Linked DNA regions of Homo sapiens: region 2 is linked to region 1. A link is an interaction called in ENCODE POLR2A ChIA-PET data of the cell type or tissue named here. Cell type or tissue: B cell. All regions are shown on one strand.

The links. Peaks named below come from ENCODE experiments on the same cell type or tissue, not always from the same donor. Only the 100,000 strongest peaks of a DNase experiment are listed, where the experiment ranks them.
Region 2: POLR2A ChIA-PET joins it to region 1 with 13 read pairs; 3 of 35 experiments call an interaction of 5 or more read pairs at or near these places.

The regions. Positions count from the first base shown.
Region 1 is chr19:18,090,292-18,092,791 of GRCh38, reverse strand. It overlaps a transcript of IL12RB1 not described here. Among named protein-coding and RNA genes, the nearest start is that of IL12RB1, 4.6 kb to the right of the region's middle. In B cell, no CTCF peak of the experiment used is centred here; a DNase peak (open chromatin) is centred at 1,401; H3K4me3 peaks cover 1,043 bases; H3K27ac peaks cover 2,094 bases.
Region 2 is chr19:17,231,459-17,233,958 of GRCh38, reverse strand. NR2F6 (nuclear receptor subfamily 2 group F member 6) reads left to right here. Exons shown (of 4, transcript NM_005234.4): 4 at 1,333-2,076. The coding sequence ends at 1,607. Among named protein-coding and RNA genes, the nearest start is that of OCEL1, 6.5 kb to the right of the region's middle. In B cell, no CTCF peak of the experiment used is centred here; no DNase peak of the experiment used is centred here.

The sequences.
Region 1 (2,500 bases):
TGGCTCATGCCTGTAATCCCAGCACTTTGGGAGGCTGAGGTGGGAGGATCCCTTGAGACCAGGAGTTTGAGACCAGCCTAGGCAACATAGTGAGACCACATTTCTTTTTTTTTTTTTTTTTCAGACAGAGTTTTGCTCTTGTCTCCTAGGCTGGGGTGCAGTGGCACAATCTCAGCTCACTGCAACCTCCGCCTACCAGGTTCAAGCGATTCTCCTGCCTCAGCCTCCTGAGTAGCTAGGATTACAGGCGCGTGCCACCATGCCTGGCTAATTTTGTATTTTTATTTTATTTTATTTTTTTGAGACAGAATTTCACTCTTGTTGCCCAGGCTGGAGTGCAATGGCACGATCTTGGCTCACCGCAAACCCCGCTTACCAGGTTCAAGTGATTCTCTTGCCTCAGCCTCCCAAGTAGCTGGGATTACAGACAGGAGCCACCATGCCCGGCTAATTTTGTATTTTTAGTAGAGACGGGGTTTCTCCATGTTGGTCAGGCTAGTCTCGAATTCCTGACCTCAAGTGATCTGCCCACCTCGGCCTTCCCAAAGTGCTGGGATACAGGCATGAGACCACATTTCTACCAAAAACTGAAAAAAAAAAAAAAAAAGCTGGATGGTCGAGGGGCGGTGGCTTACGCCGGTAATCCCAGCCCTTTGGGAGGCCGAGGCCAGCAGATCACTTAAGGTCAGGCATTTGAGACCAGCCTGGACAACATGGTGAAACCCCATCTCTACTACAAATACAAAAATTAGCTGGGTGTGGTGGTGCATGTCTGTAATCCCAGCTACTCAGGAGGCTGAGGCAGGAGAATTGCTTAAACTCAGGAGGCGGAGGTTATAGTGAGCTGAAATCGCACCACTGCACTCCAGCCTGGGTGACTGAGCAAGACTCTGTCTCAAAAGTAAAAAAAAAAAAAAAAAAAAGAAAAGCCAGGCATCATGGTGGCATTGGCCTGTGTCTCAGCTATATCAGAGGCTGAGGTAGAAGGATAGCTTGAAACTGGGAGGTTGAGGCTGCAGTGAGCTATGATTGTGTCACTGCACTCCAGCCTGGGTAACAGAGTGAGACCCTGTCTCAAATAAAAATAATAATTAAACATCCTCAAATGATCCCTCAGAGGCATTAGAAAGTCCTGATTGAATGATGAAAATTGTTCTTGTTGATGAGTGATGCCTATGAGTTTGTTAAATTAACAAATGGGTTGTCTCCTGGCTAACTCCTATGCATCCTTCAACACCCTCTTTAGATGATCCTCAGCGACGTTAGGGTCTCTTGCCACATGGAGGGAAGCTCGGCCCTCCTCCTCGGGCTGAAGGTCTCTCTCCCTGAGAAGGCGGAAGCTGAGGAGGTGGGGAAGTGCTGTGGTTCCTCCCGTCATGTTTTCTGGGGCCCTCGTGACTCGATCCTTCCTGCTTCACCCGCCCCCGAGTCTGTGGGGCACCTGAAAGTGGGGCAGCCCTGGGAACTTATCTCAGACGAGCTTCTGGGGCAGCTGGGTGGGGCCATAAGGGGCCCACAGGGCCTCTTGGCAGGCCTAGAGACGGAGGGAAGGAGGTGGGCTTGCCAAGATGTGGCAAGGGGAAGGTGGGATGTGGGGAACTTCAGAGGGAGTGTCAGGTTGTGACTTCAATAAGGGGAGAAATACCACTTCACCTTTGTCTGGGGTACCCCTCCAGCTCACACACCTGCCATGGCTCCCTACCGCCCTCGGAGAAAGCCAGGCCCTTTAGCCTGGCGCTCGAGGCCCCAGCCCATCACCCCACAGAAACCCAGACCCACTGTGTCCATCTTGGTGGTCCCCAAAGCACCTCCTCTGGACTTTTGCCTCTGCTGTGGCCTCTGCCGGAGATGCCCTGTAATTCTATACATTCTAGCTCAAGTGTCCCTCCTCCAGGCAGTCCTCCCTGCTCCACTTCAGGGCACCCGGCCTCCATCTGTTCCTGATCCCAAGGGGCTAGGGGCGTCTGTGTCCAGCTTTTCACCTCCCCAGCCCTGTATCTCCCTCCCTCGATGTTTTTCCAGCAGCTGCCAGGCAGAGGCCACTGGGGAACAACAACAATGACTAATCACACTGGCCAGCGGGTGGACAGCGCTCACTGCAAGCCAAGCCCTCCTTCATACTCACAAAAGCCCATTTTGCAGGTGGGAAAGATGAGGCCTGAGAGGGCCAACCTTGGTGCGGGTGGGGGAAGCCCTGAGGCACGGTCTCCACTCTGGAAGGGGCAAAACTATACTCCACAAGGGGTGGTTTGAATCCATCTCTTCATCTCCAGCTGGGGCCTCAGGTGGTCTGAGTGCCCCTGGACTCAGTTTCCCAATCTGTGAAATAAGGCAAGTGAGGGACTCTCCAGGAATTGGTGGAGTTGGGAGGGTCTCAGGATGGTCAGGAGGGGGCCATGACTTTCCTCTGATCTCTACCTATTTCCTCCACCTTTCTTGTTATTTTTTGAGCAGGGTCTTGCTCTGTGGCCCAGGCTGGAGTGCAGTGGCGCAATTAGAG
Region 2 (2,500 bases), 860 kb after region 1:
GCCACCGCGCCTGGCCTTCCCAGATTTCTTCTTGGCTTCCTATCTTGGGTCTCTCTCTAGAGGCTGCCACATTCTCTCACACCGTAGGCCCTTCTGGGCTCTGTCTTCCTCATCAAATTCCCTTCCCAGCCCCACCTTCCCTGCGAGCTTCCTTAGAACCCATCTCCTTGGCCTGGCTGGTGGCCCTGTAATCCCAGCACTTTGGGAGGCCGAGGTGGGGAGATTGCTTGAGGTCAGGAGTTCAAGACCAGCCTGGCCAACACAGCAAAACCCGTCTCTACTAAAAATACAAAAATTAGCTAGGCGTGGTGGAGTGTGCCTGTAATGCCAGCTACTTGTGAGGCTGCGGCAGGAGAATCACTTGAACCCGGAGGCAGAGGTTGCAGTGAGATCGTGCCACTACACTTCAGCCTGGGCGACAGTGTGAGACTCTATCTTAAAGAAAAAAAAATTAGAACCTGTCTCCCTGCCAAAGGCATGAGTTGGGTGCCAGCCACCCTTGAAACATCACTGCCTGCACCCCTATGTCACTGGTTAGATGAGAACACCTCACTATCTCTGGAGGATCGACACAGTCTTAGATAGTCCCATTTGCATCCCAGGGTCGTTTTTTGTTTTGTTTTGTTTTGTTTTGTTTTGTTTTGTTTGAGACAGGGTCTTATTACTCTGTCGCCCAGGCTGTGCTATGATCATGGATCACTGTAGCCTCAAACTCCTAGGCTCAAGAGATCCTCCCACCTCAGCCTCTTGAGGAGCTGGGACTACAAGCGTGTGCCATCACACTGGACTAATTTTTATTTTTTATTTATTTTGAGACAGGGTCTCCCTCTGTTGCCCAGGCTGGAGTGCAGTGGCACGATCTCGGCTCACTGCAACCTCCGCCTCCCAGGCTCAAGCGATCCTCCCATTAGCCTTCCGAGTAGCTGGAACTGCAGGCACGCACTACCATGCCTGGCTAATTATTCTTATTTTTAGTAGAGACGGAATATCATCATGTTGGCCAGGCTGGTCTTGAACTCCTGACCTCAAGTGATCCACCTGCCTCAGCCTCCCAAAGTGCTGGGATTACAGGCGTGAGCTACTGTGCCCAGCCCCAGCTGATTTGTTTTTGCAGAGAAGGGATCATACTATGTTGCCCTGGCTGGTCTCAAATCCTGGCCTTAAATGATGCTTCTGCCTTGGCCTCCCAAAGTGCTGGGACTGTGGCCGTGAGCCATCATGCCCGGCCCCCTGTTCTTACCCACAGTGGCGAGTGGTGTCCCCTAGTCACCCCTGTGGGCTCTGTGTTCTCTAGCTGCCTCCCACCTGTCTGACTTGCCTTTGTCCCCCTAGACGCCTGTGGCCTCTCAGACCCGGCCCACGTTGAGAGCCTGCAGGAGAAGGCGCAGGTGGCCCTCACCGAGTATGTGCGGGCGCAGTACCCGTCCCAGCCCCAGCGCTTCGGGCGCCTGCTGCTGCGGCTCCCCGCCCTGCGCGCGGTCCCTGCCTCCCTCATCTCCCAGCTGTTCTTCATGCGCCTGGTGGGGAAGACGCCCATTGAGACACTGATCAGAGACATGCTGCTGTCGGGGAGTACCTTCAACTGGCCCTACGGCTCGGGCCAGTGACCATGACGGGGCCACGTGTGCTGTGGCCAGGCCTGCAGACAGACCTCAAGGGACAGGGAATGCTGAGGCCTCGAGGGGCCTCCCGGGGCCCAGGACTCTGGCTTCTCTCCTCAGACTTCTATTTTTTAAAGACTGTGAAATGTTTGTCTTTTCTGTTTTTTAAATGATCATGAAACCAAAAAGAGACTGATCATCCAGGCCTCAGCCTCATCCTCCCCAGGACCCCTGTCCAGGATGGAGGGTCCAATCCTAGGACAGCCTTGTTCCTCAGCACCCCTAGCATGAACTTGTGGGATGGTGGGGTTGGCTTCCCTGGCATGATGGACAAAGGCCTGGCGTCGGCCAGAGGGGCTGCTCCAGTGGGCAGGGGTAGCTAGCGTGTGCCAGGCAGATCCTCTGGACACGTAACCTATGTCAGACACTACATGATGACTCAAGGCCAATAATAAAGACATTTCCTACCTGCACAGCCTCCCTGGTCTTTATTTTTATTTTTTATTTTTGAGACGGAGTCCTACTTCGTCACCCAGGCTGGAGTGCAGTGGCGTGATCTTGGCTCACTGTAACCTCTGCCTCACAGGTTCAAGCGATTCTCCTGCCTCAGCCTCCCCAGTAGCTGGAACTACAGGCACCCACCACGATGCCCAGCTAATTTTATTTTTGGTAGAGATGGGGTTTCACCATGTTGACCAGGTTGGTCTCGAACTCCTGACCTCAGGTGATGCACCTGAGGCCTCCAAAAGTGGATTACAAGCGTGAGCCACTGTGCCTAGCCTCACTTACTTTCTTTTGGTCAACCTTAATCTTTTTTTTTTTTTTTTTTTTTTTTTTTGAGATGGAGTTTCGCTGTTTCACCTGGGCTGGAGTGCAGTGGTGCAATCTTGGCTCAGTGC